2 separate regions of the Mus musculus genome follow, and region 2 is linked to region 1. A link is a loop called in an ENCODE intact Hi-C map of the cell type or tissue named here. Cell type or tissue: heart. All regions are shown on one strand. Links, peaks and the distances in the headings refer to the core of each region. The heading gives the core; the rest is flanking DNA. Region 1 holds the start of Olfr532 (olfactory receptor 532). Region 2 holds the start of Olfr525 (olfactory receptor 525).

Region 1 (15,309 bases), core at 4,337-12,336:
GACACTTCATACTCATCAAAGGTAAAATCCTCCAAGAGGAACTCTCAATTCTGAATTTCTATGCTCCAAATGCAAGGGCAGCCACATTCATTAAAGACACTTTAGTAAAGCTCAAAGCACACATTGCACCTCACACAATGATAGTGGGAGACTTCAACACACCACTTTCATCAATGGACAGATCTTGGAAACAAACTAAACAGGGACACAGTGAAACTAACAGAAGTGATGAAACAAATGGACTTAACATATCTACAGAACATTTTATCCTAAAACAAAAGGATATACCTAATTCTCAGCACCTCACAGGACCTTCTCCAAAATTGACCATATAGTTGGTCACAAAACAGGCCTCAACAGATACAAAAATATTGAAATTGTCCCATGCCTCCTATCAGACCAACATGGACTAAGGCTGATCTTCAATAACAACATAAATAATGGAAAGCCAACATTCTCGTGGAAACTGAACAACAATCTTCTCAATGATACCTTGGTCAAGGAAGGAATAAAGAAAGAAATTAAAGACTTTTTAGGGTTAAATGAAAATGAAGCCTCAACATACGGAAACTATGGGACACAATGAAAGCATTTCTAAAAGGGAAACTCATAGCTCCGAGTGCCTCCAAAAAGAAACGGGAGAGAGCACACACTAGCAGCTTGACAACACATCTAAAAGCTCTAGAAAAAAAGGAAGAAAATTCACCCAAGAGGAGTAGAAGGCAGGAAATAATCAAACTCAGGGGTGAAATCAACCAAGTGGAAATAAGAACTATTCAAAGAATTAACCAAACGGGGAGTTGGTTCTTTGAGAAAATCAACAAGATAGATAAACCCATTGCTAGACTCACTAGAGGGCCCAGGGACAACATCCTCATTAACAAAATCAGAAATGAAAAGGGAGACATAACAACAGATCCTGAAGAAATCCAAAACACCATCAGATCCTTCTACAAAAGGCTATACTCAACAAAACTGGAAAACCTGGATGAAATGGACAAGTTTTTAGACAGATACCAGGTACCAAAGCTAAATCAAGATCAGGTTAATGATATCAACGGTCCTATACCCCTAAAGAAATAGAAGCAGTCATTAATAGTCTCCCAGCCAAAAAAAAGCCCAGGACCAGACAGGTTTGGTGCAGAATTCTACCAGACCTTCAAAGAAGATCTAATTCCAGTTCTGCACAAACTATTCCACAAAATAGAAGTAGAAGGAACTCTACCTAACTCATTCTATGAAGCCATAATTACTCTGATACCTAAACCACAGAAAGACCCAACAAAGATAGAGAACTTCAGACCAATTTCCATTATTAATATCGATGCAAAAATACTCAATAAAATTCTTGCTAACCAAATCCAAGAACACATTAAAGCAATCATCCATCTTAACCAAGTAGGTTTTATTCCAGGGATGCAGGGATGGTTTAATATACGGAATTCCATCAATGTAATCCATTATATAAACAAACTCAAAGACAAAAATAACATGATCATCTCGTTAGATGCGGAAAAAGCATTTGACAAGATCTAACACCCATTCATGATAAAAGTCTTGGAAAGATCAGGAATTCAAGGCCCATACCTAAACATGATAAAAGCAATCTACAGCAAACCAGTAGCAAACATGAAAGTAAATGGTGAGAAGCTGGAAGCAATCCCACTAAAATCAGGGACTAGACAAGGCTGTTCACTCTCTCCATACCTATTCCACATTGTACTTGAAGTCCTAGCCAGAGCAATTCGACAACAAAAGGAGATCAAGGGGATACAAATTGGAAAAGATGAAGTCAAAATATCAATTTTTGATATGATAGTATATATAAGTGACCCTAAAAATTCCACCAGAGAACTCCTAAGCCTGATAAACAGCTTCGGTGAAGTAGATGGATATAAAATAAACTCAAACAAGTCAATGGCCTTTCTCTATACAAAGAATAAACAGGCTGAGAAAGAAATTAGGGAAACAACACCCTTCTCAATAGTCACAAATAATATAAAATATCTTGGCGTGACTCTAACTAAGTAAGTGAAAAATCTGTATGATAAAAACTTCAAATCTCTGAAGAAAGAAATTAAGGAAGATCTCAGAAGATGGAAAGATCTCCCATGCTCATGGATTGGCAGGATCAACATTGTAAAAATGGCTATCTTGCCAAAAGCAATCTACAGATTCAATGCAATCCCCATCAAAATTCCAACTCAATTCTTCAACGAATTGGAAGGAGCAATTTGCAAATTTGTCTGGAATAACAAAAAACCTAGGATAGCAAAAAGTCTCCTCAAGGATAAAAGAACTTCTGGCGGAATCACCATGCCAGACCTAAAGCTTTACTACAGAGCAATTGTGATAAAAACTGCATGGTACTGGTATAGAGACAGACAAGTAGACCAATGGAATAGAATTGAAGACCCAGAAATGAACCCACACACCTATGGTCACTTGATCTTCGACAAGGGAGCTAAAACCATCCAGTGGAAGAAAGACAGCATTTTCAACAATTGGTGCTGGCACAACTGGTTGTTATCGTGTAGAAGAATGCGAATCGATCCATACTTATCTCCTTGTACTAAGGTCAAATCTAAGTGGATCAAGGATCTTCACATAAAACCAGAGACACTGAAACTTATAGAGGAGAAAGTGGGGAAAAGCCTTGAAGATATGGGCACAGGGGAAAAATTCCTGAACAGAACAGCAATGGCTTGTGCTGTAAGATCGAGAATTGACAAATGGGACCTAATGAAACTCCAAAGTTTCTGCATGGCAAAAGACACCGTCAATAAGACAAAAAGACCACCAACAGATTGGGAAAGGATCTTTACCTATCCTAAATCAGATAGGGGACTAATATCCAACATATATAAAGAACTCAAGAAGGTGGACTTCAGAAAATCAAATAACCCAATTAAAAAATGGGGCTCAGAACTGAACAAAGAATTCTAACCTGAGGAATACCGAATGGCAGAGAAACACATGAAAAAATGTTCAACATCCTTAATCATCAGGGAAATGCAAATCAAAACAACCCTGAGATTCCACCTCACACCAGTCAGAATGGCTAAGATCAAAAATTCAGGTGACAGCAGATGCTGGCGTGGATGTGGAGAAAGAGGAACACTCCTCCATTGTTGGTGGGAGTGCAGGCTTGTACAACCACTCTGGAAATCAGTCTGGCGGTTCCTCAGAAAATTGGACATAGTACTACCGGAGGATCCAGCAATACCTCTCCTGGGCATATATCCAGAAGAAGCCCCAACTGGTAAGAAGGACACATGCTCCACTATGTTCATAGCAGCCTTATTTATAATAGCCAGAAGCTGGAAAGAACCTAGATGCCCCTCAACAGAGGAATGGATACAGAAAATGTGGTACATTTACACAATGGAGTACTACTCAGCTATTAAAAAGAATGAATTTATGAAATTCCTAGCCAAATGGATGGACCTGGAGGGCATCATCCTGAGTGAGGTAACACATTCACAAAGAAACTCACACAATATGTACTCACTGATAAGTGGATATTAGCCCCAAACCTAGGATACCCAAGATATAAGATATAATTTGCTAAACACATGAAACTCAAGAAGAATGAAGACTGAAGTGTGGACACTATGCCCCTCCTTAGATTTGGGAACAAAACACCCATGGAAGGAGTTACAGAGACGGAGTTTGGAGCTGAGATGAAAGGATGGACCATGTAGAGACTGCCATATCCAGGGATCCACCCCATAATCAGCATCCAAACGCTGACACCATTGCATACACTAGCAAGATTTTATTGAAAGGACCCAGATGTAGCTGTCTCTTGTGAGACTATGCCGGGGCCTAGCAAACACAGAAGTGGATGCTCACAGTCAGCTAATGGATGGATCATAGGGCTCCCAATGGAGGAGCTAGAGAAAGTAGCCAAGGAGCTAAAGGGATCTGCAACCCTATAGGTGGAACAACATTATGAACTAACCAGTACCCCGGAGCTCTTGACTCTAGCTGCATATATATCAAAAGATGGCCTAGTCGGCCATCACTGGAAAGAGAGGCCCATTGGACTTGCAAACTTTATATGCCCCAGTACAGGGGAACACCAGGGCCAAAAAGGGGGGGGGGGCAGGGGAGTGGGGGTGGGTGGATATGGGGGACTTTTGGTATAGCATTGGAAATGTAAATGAGCTAAATACCTACTAAAAAATGGAGAAAAGAAAAAAAAATGAAAAAAAAAAGAAATTTGGGAAACAACACCCTTCTCAATAGTCACAAATAATATAAAATACCTTGGCGTGACTCTAACTAAGGAAGTGAAAGATCTGTATGATAAGAACTTCAAGTCTCTGAAGAAAGAAATTAAAGAAGACCTCAGAAGATGGAAAGATCTCCCATGCTCATGGATTGGCAGGATCAACATTGTAAAAATGGCTATCTTGCCAAAAGCAATCTACAGATTCAATGCAATCCCCATCAAAATTCCAACTCAATTCTTCAACGAATTAGAAAGGGCAATCTGCAAATTCATCTGGAATAACAAAAAGCCTAGGATAGCAAAAACTCTTCTCAAGGATAAAAGAACCTCTGGTGGAATCACCATGCCTGACCTAAAGCTTTACTACAGAGCAATTGTGATAAAAACTGCATGGTACTGGTATAGTGACAGACAAGTAAACCAATGGAATAGAATTGAAGACCCAGAAATGAACCCACACACCTATGGTCACTTGATCTTCGACAAGGGAGCTAAAACCATCCAGTGGAAGAAAGACAGTATTTTCAACAAATTGTGCTGGCACAATTGGTTGTTATCATGTAGAAGAATGAGAATCGATCCATTCCTATCTCCTTGTACTAAGGTCAAATCTAAGTGGAACATAAAACCAGAGACACTGAAACTTATAGAGGAGAAAGTTGGGAAAAGCCTTGAAGACATAGGCACAGGAAAAAAATTCCTGAATAGAACAGCAATGGCTTGCGCTGTAAGATCGAGAATTGACAATGGGACCTCATGAAACTGCAAAGCTTCTGCAAAGCAAAAGACACCGTCAATAATACAAAAAGGCCACCAACAGATTGGGAAAGGATCTTTACCTATCCCAAATCAGATAGGGGACTAATATCCAATATATATAAAGAACTCAAGAAGGTGGACTCCAGATAATCAAATAACCCCATTAAAAAATGGGGCTCAGAACTGAACAAAGAATTCTAACCTGAGGAATACCGAATGGCAGAGAAACACATGAAAAAATGTTCAACATCCTTAATCATCAGGGAAATGCAAATCAAAACAACCCTGAGATTCCACCTCACACCAGTCAGAATAGCTAATCCAAAAATTCAGGTGACAGCAGATGCTGGCGAGGATGTGGAGAAAGAGGAACATTCCTCCATTGTTGGTGGGATTGCAAGCTTGTACAACCACTCTGGAAATCAGTCTGGCGGTTTCTTAGAAAATTGGACATAGTACTACGGGAGGATGCAGCAATACCTCTCCTGGGAATATATCCAGAAGATGTCCTAACCGGTAAGAAGGACACATGCTCCACTCTGTTCATAGCAGCCTTATTTATAATAGCCATAGGCTGGAAAGAACCCAAATGCCCCTCAACAGAGGAATGGATACAGAAAATGTGGTACATTTACACAATGGAGTACTACTCAGCTATTAAAAAGAATGAATTTATGAAATTCCTAGGCAAATGGATGGACCTGGAGGGCATCATCCTGAGTGAGGTAACACAATCACAAAGAAACTCACACAATACGTACTCACTGATAAGTGAATACTAGCCCAAAACTTAGGATACCCAAGATATAAGATACAATTTGCTAAATGCATGAAACTCAAGAAGAAAGAAGACCAAAATGTGGACACTGTGCCCCTTCTTAGAATTGGGAAAAAAACACCCATGGAAGGAGTTACAGAGACAAAGTTTGGAGCTGTACAAAAGGATGGACCATCTAGAGACTCAATATCCAGGGATCCACCCCATAATCAGCATCCAAACACTGACAGCATTGCATACACTAGCAAGATTTTGCTGAAAGGACCCAGATATAGCTGTCTCTTGTGAGACTATGCCGGGGCCTAGCATGCACAGAAGTGGATGCTCACAGTCAGCTATTGGATAGATCACAGGGCCCCCAATGGAGGAGCTAGAGAAAGTACCCAAGGAGCTAAAGGAATCTGCAACCCTATAGTTGGAACAACATTATGAACTAACCAGTACCCCGGAGCTCTTGACTCTAGCAGCATATGTATCAAAAGATGGCCTAGTTGGCCATCACTGGAAAGAAGCCCAGGATTTGTTCCATGTAGGACAACCAACCAACCGAATGAAAGGCATTCAGGTTGGCAAGCTATTGGAGTGGCACACAGTAAGCCTAGCCCATGTAACCTTGGATTTTTATAGGTGTGTGAAGCTATTAACATATTTGTCTTCCAAGATCATAACTAAATATGGTCCCAGGAGTTCTTTATGTCCAAACTGCTGGAATAGACAGCACCATTACAAAGGGAAAAAAATGGGATTGAAACCTGGCATTAAACAGTCCCATGTGTACCAGCCCCTAGGTAGCTCCAGGACATCAACAAGTGGAGCTCCTGTAACCATAAACAATGGGATGAGGGACAGTTTGTTAACAAGAAATACATCTTTCTACAGTGATCAAGGGTACATGATGCTTAGGCAAGATGTTTTGGTGGCATCCCTGGGGTAGAAATCACCAAGGGGTCAGTGTCCAAGAGTTGTGCACATGATCTCAGGCATCAGCTTTCTCCATGACTTATGGCTTGGCAACTGTGGCCTATAGAGACTCCTGTTTACCTCACTGTTGGTAATTGCTCTCTGAGGGCCACTCCCAAGAAATCCCAGAGTCCACCCCAGTGGCTAGTCTACATTAGGACAAAAGTACAAAAATGAGACACAGGGCTCTTTGTGGACATAATGTATGAATTCTTCCAAACACATAGACCTTTTGGATTTAGACCGACTTCTCCTGTCATGTGAGTTGTTCCTCTATTCATTTTTTCTGTTTGGGCATCCACCTTCTTGTCTCTCTTTCTTTCTTTCTTTCTTTCTTTCTTTCTTTCTTTCTTTCTTTCTTTCTTTCTTTCTTTCTTTCTTTCTTTCTTCCTTCCTTTCTTTCTTTCTTTCTCTCTCTCTCTCTCTCTCTCCCTCTCTCTCTCTCTCTCTCTCTCTCTCTCTCTCTCTCTCTCTCTCTCTCCCTCCCTCCCTCCCTCCCTCCCTTCCTTCCTCTCCTTCCTTCCTTCCTTCCTTCCTTCCTTCCTTCCTTCCTTCCTTCCTTCCTTCCTTTCCTTGTTTTTAACTTCTCTGAGGATGGGATGATTATCACAAGAGATTTGGTTTTGCTCTGATCAATTTTAGTGTATAAAAATATAAAAAAACAACTCTTACCAGAATCACCTTGCTTCAGAGTTGCAGTTTGAAACTTTAAATGCATGACTCTATAAGTCTGCTCTGTGCCTATGACCAGTTGATCAGTGTGAAAAGAAATCTTGCCCTATGGCTTGGCTCCGTGGCAGAGCTGGATCTCTAGGGAAGACTGTTTTCTGTGAGTCTGGTATAGAGTTCAGCACTCAGAAACTCCTGTGACCTGAGGAGTTACAAGCACATAGGTACTGGGGATGAGACATAATCAGAGGAGGCTTGGAGGTTCATTTGAGTAGCCTTATGTTCCATAAGATACCTTGGGTATCTATAGGGAATACCCTTGGCTTTGTGGGCACAAGTATGGGTCCTGAGAGTTCTATGGATAGCTTAGCTCTTCAGTGGGAGGGGATGGGGTTATCAAAATCTCAGGCACTGTTCTCAAGTTTACCCTGTAGGTGAAAGGCCTTGATCTGTGCACTAACAGGGGGAGAGTGTCTTCCTTGTTCAGCACATATCCTGTTTAAGTTCTTTGTTTTCTTGTAGCCAACATCCCACTGATGGAGTCTCCAGGATGGGTCTGGGCATGTTCAATCCCATCACACAGTAGAAAGGGGCAGAGCTCTTTCTCTGCATGCTGATCAGTCCTCATCCTTCTCTACGTGAGAGGCCTATACACATGGAGAGTCATGGATGATTACAGATATATGTGTATGAGGTGAAGAGAGGACAGATGTGAAACTGGCAGTGTGATAGTCTAGAAATTTGGCTGGATTGAAGCTGGATCTATGCCATAGCATGGTCAGACGCCTTCTCTGGCAGGCACAAGCCTCCACCAGTGCAAGGTAGCTGTTGTCCTCACTGAGTTTATCATTCACAAGGGAGTGACTCGGGGTGGCAATGGAGAAATAGAAAGTGTGGTGTGCAGAAAAGAGGTGCTATGCTATAACTGTTCCATGTTCTAAACCACTCCAGATCCCAATCGTCCTCTCTCCCAAACTGTTTTTCTGCCTGCCTCTGAGAAGGCAGCCCACCCCTTGATAAGTTTGGTCCTTTCTAGATCCAAAAAAGTCTATGCTGTAAAACAGACTGCCCCTTGGTATGCCTTAGCTGACTGGCATACATGCTAAGAGAAGCTCCAGTTCTCAAGGTATCATAGAACATGATGTATGTTAAAGCAAGCAGAATCTCTAGAAGGATATTGCCCATCACAGGCAGGGCTTCCTTCTGATCTGGGTCTACTGTGTACAGAGTGGAGAGTTCATGCTCACACTGTCACACTGTGTTGAGAGATGATGTTATCATTTCTACAGAAACAGAGCCATGAGAAGCAATCCTGGACCCAGTGTGAAATGATGGCTGCCCCATACCCTGTGTCTCCTTGACCATCCCCAGCTGTTTCACAGTAAATCCCAGAACTCACTCTCAAATGGCAATAAACAATTCCACAACTGTGGTGGAGTTTGTCCTGCAGGGACTCTCTGAGGACCCTGGGCTCCAGGCTCTCTTCTTGGCCTTTTTCTTGCTCCTTTACATCCTGGCTCTTGCAGGAAACACCCTCATCATCATAGCCATCAGCCTCAACCCAAGGCTTCACACACCCATGTATTTCTTCCTTGCAAACCTGGCCCTGTTGGACATCATCTGTACCTCCACTGTTGTTCCCAAGCTGCTGGAGGGTTTGGTGGGTAAGAGCAGCCACATTTCTTATAAGGGATGCATGACCCAAGTCTTCTTCCTCATCTGGGTTCTAGGGGCTGAGCTGCTGCTGCTCACTGCCATGGCCTATGACCGCTATGTGGCCATCTGCCGCCCACTGCACTACAACACACTGATGAGCTGGCCCATCTGTGTCCTGCTTGCAGGTTTTGTGTGGGTGATTGGCATAGCCAACACATCTGTGCATATTGGCCTGCTGGTGCGACTCAATTTCTGTGGCTCCAACCAAATTCGTCACTTCTTATGTGAAGTCCCAACACTGCTGCTTCTGTCTTGCAGCCCAACCACCCTCAACAACATTATGCTTGTCATCGCAGATGTTTATTTTGGTGTGCTCAACTTTCTGTTGACTATGATATCCTACAGCTTCATCATTTCCAGCATCCTGCGCATTCGCTCAGCCGAGGGCAAGAAGCGTGCATTCTCTACCTGCTCTGCCCACCTGGTAGTAGTCACCCTGTACTACTCCACCATCATCTACACCTATCTACAGCCTGGCTCTGGATCCTCCTTCCAGAATAGCAAGGTTGTTACCTTACTGTACACAGCAGTCAGCCCTACCTTGAATCCCATCATTTATTCTCTAAGGAACAAGGATGTGAAGGTAGCCCTCAAAAGGTTATTTCCCTGTTTTCATTGAGGAGGCAGAAGTCACCAAATGTGATTTGATCAAGCTGTTGTTGAACTATATGGGATGTGTGACTGAGAATTTGATGTCCTGTCAGAGTACAGATAGTTAATTTATATTGTAGATGTACATCTTCTGTGCCCTCCTTGGAGGAGACACTGGCCATTTTCTTTTGGAAGTGTGGGCATCCAGGTCTGAGGAAGGCTGTGTGTATATCCTGGAAAGCTATCTCTTACATAGAGCTTTTTGGTATCATGCATTTGAGAAAATCACCCAAACACCTATATTGGACTAAGTCCTCTTAGTTTGTACTTGAGAACTGTGTCTGGTGGCACCATGGTCCTTACACCTCTGAGAGGAGAGCGAACAAGGAGCATTCTTTTCATATCAGCAATACCCAGGAAGGTGTGGCTTGACTCCTCTGTTCTTTTTCTGCCGGAACTTTTGCTATCATATCTTGTTTTGGGCAGAAATTTCTGCAGACTGAGTAGATGTTCAATCTCCCTCTGGCCTCTGGATGTCACTGTCCATAGCATCCTCCTGTACTCTCTTCCCTCCCCTACAGTTTTCTCCAGGCTATAATAAACACTCTGTTCTTTGATGCTTTTGCTAGCAACCTACAAATGTTCAGCTGCCCCTGTAATTCCTCACCTCTGGATCTATATGTGTACCTTCTTTTTAAAGACCATGAATTCTTTGCTCATCACTTGTTCCAAGACACTTGTTAGAGTCTATATTGTTTTGACCAATACCTGCTATGTCATGATTATTTTCTCTCCTCATTGGCACACTCATGATCGTGGGAAGCCTCTGTAAATGGCTCAATATCCTCCACTTAGGATACAAGCACACTCATGCACTACTGCACTTGCCAATGCCATTGTGCTCATGCTCATCATACATCAATCAGGTATAGGATCCAGCTCATTTGCTTTTCTACGAAGGGGACTCGTAGAAGTCAACACAGGTTATCAGGCTTGGCAGCAAGCACTTTTACCCACTGAATCATCTTACTGTCATGCACATTTGATCTTGAGATGTGTTTTCTACACTGTATCCAGGGTTTTAATGTCCACTGTGCTTACTGAAAGAGTTCAAGCAAAGTGAATTGGTCAGGATATAGCCGGACATCTACGATCTTCTCCCCACTGCTCTGCTGTTGAGTTCTTGCTCTATATTCACTTCTTAATTTATTTGTTCAGGTGCCCTTCCATTTCACTCATTTCAAAACAGGCTGTAATTATTAATTCACTCTTCCTTAAACAGTTTCATGTGCATATGAGAGACAATAATTTGTTTATAGGTTTTTCTTGCCTGGGCCCCTAAGGAAACATTTCAGACAGTGAAATGGGCAAGTCAGGCCATCACTTACTGAGTTTTGGCAAATACACATAGCTATGTAATGCAAGTCTCCTAGGAGAGTGGAGATGGCAGCCTTCAATGTAGGATATTTTAGCCAGGTTTGATCTACCTGTTGGGCCTGAGGTCATCAGTGCCCATTCTGGTAGTAGTTTCTGTCCTGACATTTCAGCTGCAGGTCAGTTTTGTGTATTATACAACTTTGTACACATGACATCATGCAACACACATTCTGACATGTATGCTCTTTCATAGCATGTTGTTTTTTTATTTTTTAATATTATTTATATGTATAAAGATTTTGACTGGATGTTTTTATGTGTACCACAAGCATGCCTGGTGGCCTCGGAGGTGAGAAGAGTGTGTTAGATCCCCTGGAATGAAGTGACAGATGGCTGTATGCCAACATGTGGATGGGCAAATAGAGCCCAGGTCATCTGCAGAGCAGTAAGTGTTCTTAAATGATGCGACATCTTTCCAGCCACACAACAATATTTAAAATGCACTCCTGTTCTCTTATGTACCCAATGCTATGTTCTTTTCCATTTTGGTGAGTACTAGGATCTAAGGCTATAACACACTTTATTACTCAACTCCCATAAACAATCATACAAATCCTCTTCCATTCCTTTCTTTCTCTGCAGTAAGAGACAGTGAATGGCTTCTCAGGGACTCAGGGTGAGTTGAGGCTGAGTTTTGTAACAAAGTTTTCACTGGGGTTTTACCCTTCATACTCTCAGCAACAGTGAATGGGATTTCTACTGGCTTTTACTCTCACTTACATTCATTGAAAGAAAAGGACTCAGGATTGAAGCCTAATCATCCCTGACTCCTGCTCAGTTCCTGAGAGGGTCCCTGCTGCTCTAGGAGTGACACTGGCATTGGGGTTGTAAGCAGTAGTTGATGTAGTTTGTAGGGCTGCACTTTTGTTATTTAGTGCAGAGGTGCAGTCCTACAAACTACATCAACTACTGCTTCACACATTGTTCTGCCCCTGTGCTCCTTAACACCCCTGGTGATTTCCTTTTTTTTTTTTTTTTTTTTTTGATGTGGTACTCAGGAAGGTATTACTTAAATTCTAAATATTTAGGCATTTCCCAGTTGGCACTGTTGTTCTAGCTTCCTTAGATTCTGTTGCTCCTGGAGAACCCTGTGCCTTTCAGTTCCGGAAAAACTGAGGCATTCCCCAAGGAAATTAAGCATTCCGGCTGTGTTCCCTAGAAGTCAGCAAAGCATATAGAAGATCAACAGGACAATTACTCTGAGACATTAACATTGCATACTCTGTGTAGCTTTCAAAAAGTGTATCTTGGCAACTACAATTGTAATCTCCCTGGGCAACCGCCATTGTATTCTGTCTCTGATAGAGGTCTCCAAAGTCTGATTGTTTGTAGTGAACTTGTCTTATCCTTGGTCTTGCTCAGACCCCTCCATCCTGGTCTGGTTTTCCTTTCTCACTGACTGTACGTACACACACATGCACATATATACACACGCACATATGTTCCATGGGTCATCAAAAAAAAACCTGTATCCTACAATATGAACTAACCAGTACCCCCCAGTGCTCGTGTCTCTAGCTGCATATGTAGCAGAAGATGGCCTATTCAGTCATCATTGGGAAGAGAGGCCCCTTGGTCTTGCAAACTTTATATGCCACAGTACATGGGAACACCAGAGCCAAGAAGTGGGAGTGTGTGGGTGGGGGATTGGTGAGGGGAGTGTATGGGGGACTTTTGGGATAGCATTTGAAGTGTAATTGAATAAAATACCTAATTAAAAAATAAGAGAAAAAAACCCTGTGTCCTGTCATCATTGTGTTGGTGCTCATGCAGAATGGAGGTTAAAGTTTCTGGAGGCAATTAGTTCGCGCTAATGTCCTTGTTCTGTTCATTACTGAGTGGAATGAGGTACTCCACTGTAATAAACCACTTCACTTTGCCTTGTACTTATATCAGTTTCTTTTCCTGTGCATAATAGTTCTGTTGCTAGGGGTAGAAGTGTTTTGGGGTTCTTCTGTCACACTGACTATTTCTAACTCCATGTTAACCCTTTATCAATCAATAATTTCCTTTATTCATGCTATTAACTTCTGCACTGAGCTTAAGACTGTCTGATATTAAAACACTAAGCTGGTCCATATTTCATTCGACTGTTGGTATGATGTATTTTTTCATTATTTTATTTTCTGCATAATTATATTAATTTTAAAATTTATTTACATCCCAAATGTTGCCTCTCCAGTCCCCTGCTCCAAAATTCTTCACCTTATCTCACCTCCTCTTCCCCTCTAAGAATTTGCCTTTCCTGGTCAACCTCCTTCTCTGTGGCATCAAGTCACTACAGTAGTAGGTAAATCCTCTTTCACTGGGGTCCAAAATGGCAGTCACTTCTCTGCTACATGTATGCCAGGGGCCTTGGATCAGCCCATGTATACTCTTTGGTTAGTGACTTAGACTCTGTGAACTCCTAGTTGATACCTTTGGTCTTCCTATGGCGTTGCCCTCCCCTTCAGTTCTTTTTAATCCTTCCCCCAAGTGTTCCACAGGGATCCCCAACCTCAGTCAAATGCTTGGCTGTGCATCTGTCTCAGTCTGCTGCTGGTAGAGCCTCTCAGAGGACAGTCACGCTAGGCTGCAAGCACAACCTACCATCAGTAATAGTGCCATGGTTTGGTCCCCACCCATGGAATGAATCTCAAGTTGGGCCAGACATTGGTCTGCCATTCCTTCTGTCTGCTCTATTTTTGTCTCTGCTTTTCTTTTAGACAGGAGCAATTTGGATAAAAAATTTTGATGGTGGGTTTATGATTCCATTCCTCTACTGGGGGCCTTGTCTGACTGCTGGAGGTGGACTCTTCAAGCTCTATCTCCCCAATATTGGGTATTTCAGCCAGGGTCACCACATTGAGTCCTGGGTGCATCTCACATTCCAGTTTCTGGGACTTTCTAGAGATCCCTCCTACATCCCACCCTCAACAACTGCTTATTTCCATTCATTTTCCTGGCCCTCTGGGCTTCTTTCCTATCCCCCCCCCATATCTGATCCTGACCCCCTTTGCTTACTGCCTCCCCTCTCCCACTCAGGTAAATCACTGCTTCTGCTTCCTATGATTATTTTGGTCTCCCTTCTAAGTGAGATTTAAGCATCCTTTCTTGGGCCTTTCTGCTTATCATACTATGGTCTATAGGCTGTATACTAGGTGTTCTGTACATTTTAGCTGATATTCAATTATCAGTGAGCATATGCCATACATGTCATTTTGGGTCTGGGTTACCTCACTCAGGATAATATTTTCTAGTTTCATCTATTTGCCTAAAAAAATCATGATATCCTTGTTTTTAATAGCAGGATAGTATTCCATTGTGTAGATGTACCCCATTTTCTGTATCTATTCTTCAGTTGAGGAACATACATCTGGGTTGTTTCCAGCTTTTGGCTATTATAAATAAGTCTTCTGTGAACTTTGTGGAGTTTTTATCCTCTTAGACACTGCAAACCTTTCTCTTATTCTTCCATAAGAGTTCCCAAGCTTTATCCACTGTTTGGTTTGGGTGTCTGCCTCTGTCTGAGTCAGTTGGTGGGTTGGGCCTCTCAGAGGACAGCTGTGTTAGAGTCCTGTCTGCAAGTATAACAGAGAGTCATCAATAGTAACAGAGATTGGTGCTTGAACATGAGGTGGATTTCAAGTTGGGTCAGTTGTTGGTTGTCTATTCATTCAGTCTCTTTTAAATTCCCAAGCTCTGCAGACAATATAAATTTTTCTTGTTGACAGTATAAATTTTGAGTCAAAAATTTTATGTGTGCATTAGTGTCACTATTGCTCCACTTGGGTTCCTGCTTGGCCACAGGAGGCAGCCTCCAGACTCGTTATACCCAATGCTGTGAGTCTCAGCTAAAGACACCTCACTGATTCCTGGGTGCCTCCCCTATCTGAAGTTTCTGTCTCTTCCTGGAGATGCACTCTACCTCCCACCCTGTTGGTTGTGGATTTCCATTCATTCTCATGGCAATCTTGGATTCCTGCCTATTCCTCTCTGCCCCTGACCCTGAACCTCACACCTTTTCTTCTCAGCCCCCTCTCCTATCCAGTTCCCTCCCTCCATCTGCCTTCAAGAACTATTCCATTTTCCCTTCTAAGTGAGGTTCAAACATCCTTGCTTATATCTTTTTGTTTCTCCAGCCTTCTAGGCTCTGTGGAGAACAGCATGCGCATCCTGTATT
Region 2 (15,309 bases), core at 4,996-12,995, 99 kb after region 1:
GGATCTATATTGATATCAGGTACTCATGTTACCACCAAAAGTCATGGGGATGTCCCTGATCTGGGATGCTGCCTAGGACCATATTGATGTCCAAGGACTATGCAGAGCTGGCTCCATCCCCCACTGGCTGTAGCACTCCAGAGAGCAGTTCCCCTTCCCCTTTCCCAACCTTGCTTGGGCAGCACAGTAGAGCTAGCCCTGCTGGCAGGGATACAGGTGAGCTAGCCCCAATTACATGAGCATGAGAGAGCTGCCCATGCCTCTTGATGTCTGCCATGAGGTGGTGTGGGAGAGAGAAAGATGCCCTCCCAATCCCTGGCATCTTTCCACCTCTGACAGACAGGACAGCTGAAAGGAGGAGAAATAGCCCCACCCCTTCTTGAGCGAGCCAGGGAGGACAGTGCTGGAGAGCTGATCTTGGTGGTGTAGGTGTGGGTGATCCCAGCTCAGCTACCACTCAGTTCCAGGTCCAGGACTTTGAGTTGGCTCACCCCACCATCCACCTCATTTACAAACTGCTGGAGCATGTAAATGGATTGGTCCTGCAGATCCATGACACAGGGCAACAGCAGGGTATCTGAGAGGAGTCCCAGTATAGATAGCATAACAGAAGCCAGAGGCCTCTATCAGACCAATGACTCATTGCAATGAACATTTGCAAATAAAGATATTTGAACAAAGGGGTGCACTGTGTGCCACACTATAACACACTGAAGTTTCCATGGCAAGATTTTTTGTCTTGTTTTTTTTTTCCTGATGTGTGGAGGGAGGTTGCAAGGACAGAGGACAGATACCAAGTGATGGGGAGATGAGTCAGACTGAGAGGCCTGATGTGAATTCACAAAGAGTCCAAATTTCAAAAAAGAGTACTATATTCCATGTCATATACAGAAAAAGGAAGACAGGTTTCTTAGTATGAAAAAGAGCAACAGCTTTTGAGTCCTGAAAAAAACAGTCACTCAGACTTCTATACACAGAGAAGTTACCGGTTTTTTAATTAATTTATTTTTTACAGTCCAGATTCCCTGACCCCCCCCCCATCCAACCTCTGACGCTCCACATTCCACACCTCCTCCCAACCCACTCCCCCCTCCCACGTGGATGACCCCATCCCCCACCCCACCTGACCTCTAAACTCCCTGGGGCCTTCAGTCTCTTGAGGGTTAGGTGCATCATCTCTGAATGAACACAGACCCAGAAGTCCCCTACTGTATGTGTGTTGAGGGACTCATATCAGCTGGTGTATGCTGCCTGTTTGGTGGTTCAGTGTTTGAGAGATCTCGGGAGTCCAGATTAATTGAGACTGCTGGTCCTCCTACAGGATTGCCCTTCTCCTCAGCTTCTTTCAGCCTTCCCTAATTCAACAACAGGGGTCAGCTGCTTCTGTCCATTGGTTGGGTGCAAATATCTGGATCTGACTCTTTCAGCTGCTTTTTGGGTCTTTCAGAGGACAGACATGATAGGTCCTTTTTTGTGAACACTCCATAGCCTCAGTAATAGTACCAGGCCTTGGGACCTCCCCTTGAGCTGGATCCCACTTTGGGCCTGTTGCTGGACCTTTTTTTTCCTCAGGCTCCTCTCCATTCCATCCCTGTAATTCTTTAAGGCAGAAACAATTATGGGTCAAAGATGTGACTGTGGGATGGCAGCCCCATCCCTCACTTGATGCCCTGTCTTCCTGCTGGAGGTGGTCTCTGTAAGTTCCCTCTCCCTACTATCAGGCATTTCATCTAAGGTCCCTCCCTTTGATTCCTGAGAGTCTCCCAAACAACCTAATCAAAAAATGGGGTATAGAACTAAACCAAGATTTCACAACTGAAAAATCTCGAATGGCTGAGAAGCACCTAAAGAAATGTTCAAAGTCCTTAGTGATCAGAGAAATGCAAGTCAAAATGACCCTGAGATTCTACCTTACACCAAGCAGAATGACTAGGATCAAAACACTGGGTGACAAAATATGTTGGAGAGAGATGTGGAGAAAGAAGAACACTCCTCCATTGCTGGTGGGATTGCAAACTGGTACAACCACTCTGTAAATCAATCTGAAGGTTCCTCAGAAAATTGGAAATAGATCTACTTGAAGACCCAGCTATACCACTCTTAGGATTATGCCCAAAAGATGGCCCACCATGCCACAGAGGCACATGTTCCACTATGTGGCCTTATTTGTGATAGCCAAAAGCTGGAAACAACCTAGATGTCCTATGACAGAAGAATGGATACAGAAAATGTGGTTCAATTACACAATGGAATACTACTCAGCTATTAAGAATGAGGACATCCTGAGTATTGCAGGCAAATGGATGGCAATAGAAAATATCATCCTGAATGAGGTAATTCAGGCCCAAAAAGGCATGGTGGTATGTACTCGCTGATAAGTGGGTATTAGAAAAAAAAAAGTAGAGAATACCTAAGATACAGTCCACAGAACTCAAAAAGGTCAACAAGCTGAAGTGCCCAAGTGAGGATACCTCAGTCTCACTTGGGAGAGAGAAGAAAGCAATCACAAGGGGGGAGGGAGAGAGAGATCTGAGAGGGAAAGTGGATGGCGGGAGCATTGGGGGGAAGAGGAGAGCCTGATCTGGTATTGGGTGAGAAAAAAAGGACTGAAATCCTGAGGGTCAGCAGAAAGAATGCAAACAGGCAACCTCGGGAAATAGGAGGTTGAGAAGTTACCTTTCATAAATGAAATAACCACATTAAATACAGTCAGAATATCCAAATTAACTATTGCATGTTTTTCAGGTTGCAGAATAAAGCATAATCAGACTATATGATGCCTACAAAAGTATATACTTAAAATATAAAAATAAAGCCGGGCAGTGGTGGTTCATGCCTGTAATCAGAGGCAGAGGCAGGTGGATTTCTGAGTTCGAGACTAGCCTGAGTTCCAGGACAGCCAAAACTGCACAGAGAAACCCAGTCTCGGGAAAAATAGATAGATAGATAGATAGATAGATAGATAGATAGATAGATAGATAGATAGATAGATAAGGCTGGAAGTAAAATAATAAAAATATACACTATGCTAACAGTTGAATGAAAGCTAGAGGGATTGATTTAATATCAGTGTTAATCTCAGAGTAGAAGTTAGTAGCATGAATAAAAGAACTTATTTATTGATGAAAAGTATTAACATGGAGTTGGAAACAGTGTAACAGAAGAACACAAAACCCGCATGTCCTAGCGAAACTGGTATAAGTACAAGACAATGTTATCTGGTTTATTACAGTGGGGTATCTCAGTCCTCTCAGTTAGGGACAGAACAAGGAGAGAGAGATAAGCAAGGACTATCAGCCTCCAAACCAGTGCATGAGCGCCACACACAATGATGACAGGATACAGGGACTTTATGAGGTCTCTCTGACTTTTACCCCATACTCAGCAATAAAACAAGTCTCAACACAATTAAAAGGGTATAAGTGATATAAGATTAGATAGATAGATAGATAGATAGATAGATAGATAGATAGATAGATAGATAGATAGACAGACAGAGAGAGTTGCAGAATTAAAGCCAACTCTAAGCACCAGCACTTTGGCACTAAGCCAGGATCTCCTGATCTGGTCAGTGAGAAATGAAACCAGACCAGGATGGAGGGGTCTGAGCAAGACTGAGGATGAGACAAGTTCATTACAAACAATCAGACTTTGGATACCCCTATCAGGGACAGAGTATAATGGCAGTTGCCAGGAAGAGTATGATTGTAGTTGCCAAGACACAACATCTTGCGCGTGCCGGACTGGCCAGCAGTAACGACACTGCAACAGGATCCTTCTGCACAAGTTTATTGGGAGAGCTTGATTGCAGTGGCGAAGAGACCCCGAGCCCGGAACTGGTGCTGCTTATATAGGCCTAGGAGAGGCGTGTGTCACACCCGGATTGGTTATGCACTATACCTCATTTGCATGTTCCTCATCTGATTGGTTACTCTCTCTCAGTACCTCACAGAACCTCATTATCATACCTTATTTGCATGTCTCACATCTGATTGGTTATACTCTCAAAACCTCATTGTCATGCTCGGGCCAGGCAGTGTCTTGGCAAAAAGATTTACTGCATATGTACACATTGGTTGTTTGTCCAAACTTATTCGTGGTGGCCAGCAATAGCCAGCGCCACTCTGCAACGGCACATGTGGCTTCCCACAACAACATTTGCATGTTATACAGAGTATTCAATATTAATGTCTCAGAGTAATTGTCCTGTGGAGCTTCACTGACTTCCAGGAAACACAGAGCCTGAATGCTTCACTGCCTGAAAGAGTCCCATGGTTTATCAGGAACTGAAAGGCACAGAGTGCTCCAGGAGCAACTGACTCTAAGGAAGCTAGATCAAGCCAAATTCATGCCTCCTTGCAATCAATAACAATGCCAACAGGAAATGCCTCAATATTTAGAGTTTAAGTAATGCCTTCCTAAGCAACACATCAAATAAAGAAATCAACAGGAGTGTTAATGAGCATGGGGGGGGGGGGGCAGAACAGATGTGTGAAGCAATAATTGGGGTAGTTTGTAGGGCTGCACCTCTGCAGTAAAGAACAATGCAAGCCACCCCCAATGCCAGTGTCACTCCTAAAGCAGCAGGGAGCCTCTCAGGAGCCTCTCAGGAGTTAGGGATAGTTAGACTTCAATTCTGAACTTCTTTCTATCAATGAATGTAGGTGGTGGTAAATACCAGTAGAAACCCCATTCACTGTTGATGAGCATGAAAAGGATGAAACCTCGGTGATAATTTCCTTACAAAACTCAGCCCACACACACCCTGAGACCCCACAAAGCCATTCACAGTCACTTACTACAGAAAAAGAAAAGCATGGAATAGGACTTTGATGATTATCTATAGAAAGAAGCTGGATAATACAGTGTGATAAAGCCTTAGAATCTACTGCTCACCAAAATAGAAAAGAGCACAGTACTTGTTACACATGCATGATAACAGGAAGGAATACTTAAAATACTTTTCTGGGCTAGAAAGATGGCTCAGCACCTAGGAACACTTATTGCTCATGCAGATGAACTGGGTTGTAGTACCACACCCATATGTTGGATTAGAGTCATCTGTAACTTCAACCAGGGATCCAACACCCTCTCTTGACCTCCAAGGGCACCAGGCATGCTTGTGGTACACATGCATACATCCAGTCAAAACATTCATACATATAAATAAAATTAAAAAACACTGTGCTATGAAAGAGCATACATGTCAAAGAATGTGTGTTGCATGACGCCGTGTGTACAAAGTTCTATAACACACAAAATCGACCTGCAGCTGAAATATCAGGCAGCAATGACTACCAGAAAGGACACTGATGACTTCAAGTCCAACATGTAGAACAGCCCTGGGTAAAACATCCTACATTAAAGGCTACCATCTCCACTCTCCTAGGAGACTTGCATTGCATAGCTCTGTGTATTTGCCAAAACTCAGTAAGTGATACACTGAGTCACTCATTTCACTGTCTGAAAATTTTACCCAAGCCAGAAAAACCTATAAACAAATGACTGCCTCTAATACGCATATGAAACTATTTAAGGGAGAATGAATTAATTGATGTTTGCAGCTTGTTTTGAAATGAGTAAAGTAGAGGGGCATGTGCATAAATAAATTAGGAAGTGGATATAGAGCAAGAACTCAACAGCAGAGCAGTGGGTACAAGATCACAGCTGCCCGGCTAAATCCTGACCAATTCACTATGCTTGAATTCTTTCAGTACGGAACTGTGGACATTAAAACCCTGGATACAGGGTAGAAAACACATCTCAGGACCAAATATGTAGGACCAATGAGATGGCTCAGCAGGTAGAGGTGCTTGCTAAGCCTGATAACCTATGTGGACTTCTACATCCTGCTTGGTAGAAAGAAAAAAGCTACTTTCTGTGGACTGATCTCTGAGAACATGAACACCACTGACATTAACAGGTGTGGTTGTACATGCGTCTGCTTGTATACTGAGTGGAGAGTATTGGGTCATTCATAGAGGCTTCCTAGGATCATGAGTGTGCCCTTGAAGAGAGAAAACAATCATGACATGGCAGGGAGTGGGTCAAAACAAAAGACTCTGACAAGTGTCTTGGAACAAGTGACTGGCAAAGAAATCAAGGTCTTAAAAAAAAAAAAAAAAAACAGCCACAGCAAAGGATTCAGAGGTGAAGAATCACAAGGCAACTGTACATTTGGAGGATGCTAGCAACAGCATCAAACAACACAGTGTTTATCATAGTCCAGAGGAGACTGTGTAGAGGTGAGAAGAGAGTCTAGGAGGATGCAGTGTGCAACAGCATTCAGAGGCCAGAGGGAGATTGAACTCCTACTCAGTCTGCAGAAGCTTCTGTCCAAACCAAGAAAAGTCTGGCATCCTCTACTATGACAGCAAAGCATCCCAACTGGAGAAGAAGAGATGTGTCAACCCACACCTTTCCTGGGCATTGCTGGTATGAGAAGCATATTGCTTGTTCTCTCTCCTCTCAGAGGTGTAAGGACCATGGTGCCACCAGACACACTTCTCAAGTCCAAACTAAGAGGACTTAGTCCAATATCCGGGTCTGGGTGATTTTCTCCAATGCATGATACCAAAAAGCTCTACGTAAGAGATAGCTACCCAGGATATAAACACACAGCCTACCCCAAACCTGGATGTCCTCACTTCCAAAAGAAAATGGCCAGTGGCTCCTCCAATGAGAGCACAGAAGATGTACATCCATATGAATTACCTATCTGTTCTCTGACAGGACATCAGATTCTCAGTCACACATCCCAAATAGTTCATCAACAGCTTGATCAAGTCACATTTGTTGCCTTCTGCCTCCTCATTGGAAACAGGGAAATAACTTTTTGAGGGCAACTTTGACATCCTTGTTCCTTAGAGAATAAATGGCGGGGTTCAGGGTAGGGCTGACTGCTGTGTACAATAAAGCAACTACTTTGCCATTCTCCAAGGAGGATCCGGAGCCAGGCTGCAAATAGGTGTAGATGACGGTGGAGTAGTACAGGACAACCACCACCAGGTGGGCAGAGCAGGTAGAGAAGGCTCGCTTCTTGCCCTCTGTGGAGCGGATGCGCAGGATGCTGGTGATGATGAAGCTATAGGATATCATAGTCAACAGAAAGTTGACCACACCAAAATAAACATCTGCAATGACAATCATGATGTTGTTGAGGGTGGTTGGGCTGCAAGACAGAAGCAGCAGTGTTGGGACTTCACATAAAAAGTGACGAATTTGGTTGGGGCCACAGAAATTGAGTCGTGCCATCAAGCCAGTGTGCACAGATGTGCTGGCTGCACTGATGACCCACACACTGCCGGCGAGCAGGACACAGATGGGCCAGCTCATCAGCATGCTGTAGTGCAGTGGGCGACAGATGGCCACATAGCGGTCATAGGCCATGGCAGTGAGCAGCAGCAGCTCAGCCCCTAGAAACCAGGTCAGGAAAAAGAGTTGGGTCATGCATCCCTTATAAGAAATGTGGCTGCTCTTACCCACCAAACCCTCCAGCAGCTTGGGAAGAACAGTGGATGTACAGACGATGTCCAACAGGGCCAGGTTTGCAAGGAAGAAGTACATGGGGGTGTGAAGGCTTGAGTTGAGGCTGATGGCTATGATGATGAGGGTGTTTCCTGCAAGAGCCAGGATGTAAAGAAGCAAGAAAAAGGCCAAGAAGAGAGCCTGGAGCCCAGGGTCCTCAGAGAGTCCCTGCAGGACAAACTCCACCACAGTTGTGTAATTGTTTATTTCCATTTGAGAGTGAGTCCTGGGAGTTACTGTGACACAGATGGGATGGTCAAGGAGACACCAGGTGTGAGGCAGCCATCATTTCACACTGGGTTCAGACAGCCGTGAGTAGGAGTGCTTCTCAATGCTCTGTTTCTGTAGAATTGATAACATCATCTCTCAACACAGTGTGACAGTGTGAGCATGAACTCTCCACTCTGTACACAGTAGACCCAGAACAGAAGGAACCCCTGCCTGTGATGGGCAATATCCATCTACAGCTTCTGTTTGATTTAACATAGATCATGCCCTATGATACTCTGAGAACTGGAGCTCCTTTCAGCATGTACACCAGGCAGCTAAGGCATACTAAGGGGCAGTCTGTTCCACAGCATAGACCTTTTGAACCTAGAGAAGACCAACCTTATCAAGGAGTGGGCCAGGGTTCTCAGAGGCAGGCATAAAAACAGTTCCAGGATGTATGTTTTGGGGTCGTGATAGATTCAGAACACGAAGCTGTTACAGAATGGCATGTAGGTGGTACAGATGGCCCTGGCTCTTGGGGAATGAATATAACCCTTTTGTAAATACCAGAACTGTCTATTTCTACGTGGCCACTCTAAATCACTCCCTTGAGGATGACAAACCCAGCGAGGACAACAGGTATCACTCACTACCCTGGGAAGGCTTGTGCCTGCCAGAGAAGGTATCAGGCTGTGCCAGGACTGGAAACAACATGAAAGGCATGGACCTGGCTTCACGCCAGCCCCCAATTTCTAGGCTATCACTCCTACCCAGCTTCAAGTCTATCTTCCCCTCACCTTATACACATATATCTCTAATCATCCAGGACTCTCCAAGCATATGGGCCTCTCAGGTAGAGAAGAATAGGAACTGATCAGCATGCAGAGAAAGAGCTCTGCCCCTTTCTACTATCTGATGGGAATGAGCAGGCCCACACCCATCCTGGAGACTCCATGAGTGGGATGTTGGCTACATGAAAACAAAGAAGTCACAAAGGGTATGTGAAAACAAAGAAGTCACAAAGGGTATGTGCTGAACAAGGAAGACACTTTCCCCCTGTGATTGCACAGATCAAGGTCTTTCTCCTACAGGGTGAACTTAAGAGAAGGACCTGAGCCTATGATTCCCCAACCCCTCCTATTGAAGAGCTAAGCTACCCATAGAAACTTCAAGACCCATACTTGTGCCCACAAAAGGAAAGATTTATCTGTGAGCCTTCCCTGCAGATCCCAGGGGCCTCATACAGAAGGCAGGGCCTCTCAACTGAACCCCCCAAATTCCCTCTGTCTACATCTCAACCCTAGTAACTGTCTGCTTCTAACTATTCAGGCCACAGGTGGCTCTGAGTTCTGAACTCTGTACCAGATCCACAGGAAACCACCATGCCTCTTTAGAGACCCAAATCTGCCTCAGAGCCAAGCCACAAGGCAAGATTTCTATTCATACTGATCAACAGTGCAGATAGGTCACAGAGCAAACCTACAGAGCCATGCATTTAAAGTTTCAAACTGTAACTATGAGTCAAAGTAATTCTGGTAACAGGTTTTTTTTTCATTTTTATATACTAAAATAGATCAAAGCAAAACCAAATCTCTTCTGAGAATTATCTCTCCCTCACAGAAGACACAGAAAGAAGAAAGAAAGGAGAGAGAGAGAGAGAGAAAGAGAGAGAGAGAGAGAGAGAGAGAGAGAGAGAGAGAGAGAGAGAGAGAGAGAGATGGGTACCCAAAAGGAAAGAGGGAATAGAGGAAGGAGCAACTCACATGGAAGGAGAAGCTGTCTGTGGCTGCCCATCTATACCCAAGATGTCTACATGTCATAGAGAACATACAGGATGGGCACAAAGCTATAACCCTGTGTCTCTTTTGTTTGCTCTTGACCTTAATGTAGGGTCTGCCCCATGGGGTGGACACTGAGGTTGCTAGGGAGTGGCCCACAGAGAGCAATTACCCACAATGAGGTAAACAGGAGTCCCTCTAGGCCATAGTCCCCAAGCTGAGACACCAGGACCCTAAGGCATAGAGAAAGCAGATGCCTGAGGTCATGTGCTCTAGGACACTGACCCCCTGTGGTGATTTCTACCCTGGGGATGCGTGCAAGACAGCTTGCCTGAGCATCATGTACCCTTGATCCCTGTAGGAGGATGTATTTCATGTTAACAAACTGTTCCTCAGCATAGTTTATTGGTTTCCCTCCCCTCCTTTTATCATTGCATCATTAAATTATCTTGGTGTGACATGGTCCTATTGATAAACCAACTCTGATCAGTTAATTCATCACTATCTGAGGACATAAATTGTAGGCCACTCTCATGCTTTGACTGGGAAATGCACAGTCATTATGGTAGATCACACTTGAGGTTGACCCTGAATAGAAGCAACTTTTCTCTGAAGTTTTCAAATCTTCCCATGGGGAGAGATTGTGTGAAAACTGTGGAGGTGAGGTTCAGCATGAATTACAGGACTTGAGGTCCACCATGTTCTGTGGCATGAGCCCTTGGCAGCAGATTGGCTTCCCTGTAAAGCCAGAAGACTCACAGCGGGGGTGAACCATCTCTTGTAGTCACAGATCAGTACACAAAGTAACCCGTTCAGAATCAGTCATTGCAAAAACTAATGGACCTAAAATAATCCAAACTCCACAAACCAAATGACCACTGGCCACCTTAAGTTCCAGATCCTCCAAAGTCCTTGAACTCTGTTAATATGCACATTATCAATCTCTCCTAAAATGTTACCTATTTAACAGAACAACAAACACAACACTTATAGCACAACTCAAGATTCGAACAATTTGTAGAGCACATTAAGATGAGATAAGAGCTTCAATTAAATTTGATCTTTCTAGTCAATCCACCATAAAGAGACTAATCTGAGTTATAAAACTAATAAGTAATTTAAGTCTGTTACACTGGTTTAAGGATAATGCGTAGTCCAAAACAAGTCACCATATTTATAGCATATAAGCCTCAAACCTAGGGCTAATTAGCTCATGGAAAACTGATGGTCGGTCATCTGCCCCTCACTGCCCTGGAGCAGCAGTCATCACAGAGCAGGGTACCCAGACAGCCCAGCAATGAGATGTGGTAGTGTGGCCATGGACCTAACAACTGCCCATAGGCCTGTGAGGACTCTGTCTTCTGCCTGTGAAAATACCATGTGGTGGTTTGGCTGCTTTAATGGCCACATGCAGTGAAGGACATTAACAGCTAAAAGCTAACCAGCAGGGAGGGGCTGTAGGGTCAAGAACTTGAATGAGGTGGACAGCCCTGCAACTGGCCTGTACTGCTCCTTGAAGCAGCCCCCCACCACCACTTCAGCTCAGGTATGACAGCACAGAGTACAGGAGGCTTTGACTCTTCAAAGAAGGCACAGTAAGCCACATTTTTCATTTTTATTTAGGAAGCAACTGTAGGACTATCTCCTACACAACCCCAAATAGGAAAGAGGGCTCAGAAGAGGAAAGCTAGGGGGAGCTGGTCATGGAGGCTCTATGAAAGCAACTCTGATGACATTAGATGAGCTCCTGCAGAACACACAGCAACATGTTATCCATAACACACCCAGTGCATTAGAAGGACTGACATTGCATGTAGTAAAGTAGGAGCAGCCTCTGTTTGTCATCCCTCTGGGCGATGGGGTTATACACATCCATCATGGAGTTAGGTAGGCCTGTCTGGGCTACCTCTAAAGAGAACAGCACTTAGAATATCCCCATGGCTGTTTTCTCGTGAGAATTAAATTAGAACTGATTTGAAGATGACCTTGGGCTCTCCTGTTCAGTAGGATAGGATGGCCAGGCTTTGGTTCATCCCATTGCTTGTGGTTACAGGAGCTCCACTTGTTGATGTCCTGGAGCTGCCTAGGGGCTGGTGCACATGGGGCCATTCAATGCCAGGTTCAGTCACTGGGGGCCAATTTGTTCCCTATGTAGTGGTTCTTTATCCTCCAGGAGTTTGGACATAAAGAACTCCTGGGACCACATTTAGATTTCTGAAAACAAATATGTCAATAGTTTCACACACCTAGAAAGATCCAAAGTTACATGAGCTAGACTCACTCTTTGAACTGCAGAAGGATAGGCATCAGATCTGGACCACAGCCACTCATGAAAAGTAGAAATGCAACCCCACACCCACAAAGGGCTGTCTCTAGAGCCCATGCTATTGTACAATTTATTGGAGCATCCAAAGCTTAGCATCCTGTGCAGGGAAACCCACTGTGTGCCACTCCAATGGCTTGCTGACCTGAATCACTTTCATTGGGTTGGTTGGCTGTCCCACATGCACCAAATCCTGGGCTTCCTCCAACAGGATCCCTACCCAAGAAAGCCTTGCTTCTCCCTCTGAGCCTAGTCTCCACTCAGCCCCAAATGCTCTCTGTGATTGTAGTTGTCGGCTTGTTTTTATGATTGACTTCCTTTTGTGGAGACAGTCTTACTGTGAAGTTCAAGTACTGGGATTATTGTTGTGCCCCCATGGTTCCTGATTTATTCATAAGTTTATATTTGCTAGAAGCTAAAGAAAACATTAACAAAGACATCACAAGAATAAACGTGTTCCAAAATCATTAGCTTCCATGCAATGTGTGTTTGGCTCACGCAATCATTTTCTCTAAATACTTCATTCCTGTTACGGCTTCCCACCTGTGAAGTGTGCTAGCCTTACTATCTTTTCCTCACTACCTGAGTGTCCAGCAAGTGCATTGAGCTTCTATCAAAATAAAACTAATCCTCCCTCTTTCATCTGCATCACTGAGGCCAACAGTTCCTGGTAGAGCTTTCTGAGTAACAAAAACCCAAATGTCACTTCAAGGGAGCCACTTAAAGACTAGGAGTGTCTATTGCAATCTTGGAACCTAGAGGAAGCAGGTCTTTCCCGGCATGGGGATCAGGCAGGGGCAGATGCTATGCTGATTTGAACAACAAATCACTCCCATAAGCTCAGGTATTTGAAGTTGGCTGCCAGGTGATGCCACTGTTTGGGGAGGTTTAAGATGTATGGCTTGCTGGTGGGAGAACATCACTGAAGGTGAGCTCTGGTGATGTATAGGCTTGCCATGCCTCCAGTTTCCTCTCTTTGCTTTGCATTCATCATTGATGATGTAATCTCTCAGCTTTCTGCTCCAGCTACCATGCCTGCTCCTTGCTGCTATGCATCAAGGATACATGGACCATTATCCTTCTGGAACTGTCAATCCAAAGAGACCCTGCTATGAACTCCCTTTGTCATGGTATCTTATCACAAAGACAGAGAGTAACTAAATCAGATGGGAAGAACCCTCTGCACTGGAGAACAGAGCAGCAGTGGCATATGCACCACTTGGTAGAAAACCAGACCTCAGCAATGTTTCCCATTGGCTCACCTTGACTCCATGGAACCCAGCAATGCTCCCCACTGGGTCAGCCTTACCCAGGAAATCTGTTCACTGTGGCTTTTCCCATCTGCCATATCTGCAAACATTTCCCTTCACAATGCAGGACATGCCTCCTGTCAGTCCAGAAACATTGCAGCCCACTAACTGAAGTCACCACTCCCTATGTGAGCACAAGTCATTCTTATGTAGAGTCATAGTGGACTGATGTCATTGTTACAGTTTCCATCTGGGGCTGCAGGTGGGGAGTATTGACTGGGATTTAATGTGAATAAATAAATTAATGGGGAAAATTGAAATAGCTTTAGTAAATTCCTAAAACTGATCAGATTCACAAGGCTCCTTCCATCCATTAATAAACAATAAAGGCTGCTGAGAGTCACCATCACACAAGCCAAAGAAGACTCTGAGACCAGACCAGCTACCTGGAAGAAGAAACCGACAGAGGTGCCTGGAATATGCTTAGACCTACCAACTCATTGGAAACAACACTCTCCAACCTCCTGAGCTGCCTGGAGTGTGCTCCAGGTTCCCAAATTTTGTGAGCCAATTTTGTCACCCAACCTATGGTGACCTTTGGTGATACAGCTCCTGTAAGTAACCTCTCCTCCACATTCCTGTACATACCGTAGGCCCCAAATGCTGAGAAAGCAGCCTCCTGTTGATAGGAGAGGGAGCTGTGGTCACTAAGGTTGAGGCCATCTAGACTATGTGTGTACTGGGCTCTCGTCACTTCCCACTCAAGACTGCCAGTTGGGGTACAGTGAAAGTTAAGTCCCTGAGTGTGTTTTATGAATCAGAAGCTAAGGCTAAGCTAATGCTGACAGAGGGCAGGATCTTCCAATGGGAAGTGCTACACAAAGGGCACACAGTATGGTCAGGCCGCTCTCATCTAGCTTTTAAATGTAGCATGGAAAGACATTTTAGGTTCCTGAATTTTACCTATTTCCAGAGAAGAATATTTTAATACACTATACAGTCCTGAACCCACATTCACTGGACTTCATAACACCCTATTCACCACTCTATCCCTCAGTGCCCAGAGTGGGTTCAGGGAGAGGGGTTTGGGTAGCTATGCTGTGCTGGCTCTATTCCCAATGCCATCCAGCAAACAGGCTCAATATAATAATGGCATAGCCTGGGCTAGCAGCCCTGAGGACCTGCTCCTGAGGTCCTATAAAAAAAGTTCTATAAAAATACATAAGGAAATTCACATTAGTCTTTTAACTTAATTATTCCAGTTTATCAGATACACCAAGCCATGCAAACCACATTAATCTTGCAGCAATACAATGTCAACATCATCATGAACACCTTGCAAAAGTAGTTCCCCTGTGTATGTAACAATCTTCCTTCGTTTTGCAGCTTTCAGAGTTCCTACCAATGCTTCAAAGAGATTGGCACATCTGTCATTCTGGAAGAGGACCCCAAACTTCACACTTAATTTTCCATCAGCATTTTTGGAACCCAGGCGATTAATTTCCTCCACCAGGAGGTTAACTTCATGTTCCACATTCATTGCTGACTCTCCGATTGCTTCCTTCTTCACGGAAGAGCTGCTGCTGCGTGGGTCTGAGCCCTGTACCCTGGGGAGGAACAGTCCAAAGGGCCTTTTCTGGTGAACTTTCACTATTGAAGACCAGTTCACTTCCTGATGGGCAACCATTGCTGGCCATGGGACCCATCATTGTGGTTTGTGTCCCTGGTGAGATCCCCTTGAAGAAAAATAATTTTTTATTTAAAAGTGGCCATCAATTGGACACAGCATTTGTGTTAGGGATGGGGCTTGTGTCCACTTCTCCTTTCAGCTCTAAGAGTCCATCAGGTGCAGACCCATGCAAGCCCTGTGCATGCTGCCGCAGTCTCTGTGAGTGTGTATGTGTGCAACTCTGTTGTATGTAGAAGGTCTTGATGCTTTGATAGGCTCCATCCCCTCTGGCTCTTACAGCCTTATCCCCTCCTGTCCCACAGATTTCCTGAGCTCTCAGTAGAGGGGCTTGATGGAGACATTCTTTTAAGAGCTGAGTGTTCCAAGGTCTCTCTTTCTCTGTATATTGTCTGGCTGTGGGCCCCATCTGCTAAAGGAGGAAGCTTTGCTGATGATGGCTGAGTATAGTATAACATTGTTCGGAGTCATTTATAGCTAAGTTCCTTTAGTAAAACAGTGTGTGTTATTTTCCTCTTGATCCCTCACTATCTA

Evidence for each region. Peaks named below come from ENCODE experiments on the same cell type or tissue, not always from the same donor. Only the 100,000 strongest peaks of a DNase experiment are listed, where the experiment ranks them.
Region 2: a loop joins it to region 1, with 27 times the contacts of the local background. A loop is called at or near these places in 8 of 42 quality-filtered maps.

Annotation. Positions count from the first base shown.
Region 1 is chr7:140,413,271-140,428,579 of GRCm38, reverse strand. Olfr532 (olfactory receptor 532) reads left to right here and starts at 8,809. Exons shown (of 1, transcript NM_147026.1): 1 at 8,809-9,738. The coding sequence starts at 8,809. The coding sequence ends at 9,738. In heart, for the core only: no CTCF peak of the experiment used is centred there; no DNase peak of the experiment used is centred there.
Region 2 is chr7:140,315,132-140,330,440 of GRCm38, reverse strand. Olfr525 (olfactory receptor 525) reads right to left here and starts at 7,740. Exons shown (of 1, transcript NM_146956.1): 1 at 6,811-7,740. The coding sequence starts at 7,740. The coding sequence ends at 6,811. It also overlaps the pseudogene Gm6314. In heart, for the core only: no CTCF peak of the experiment used is centred there; no DNase peak of the experiment used is centred there.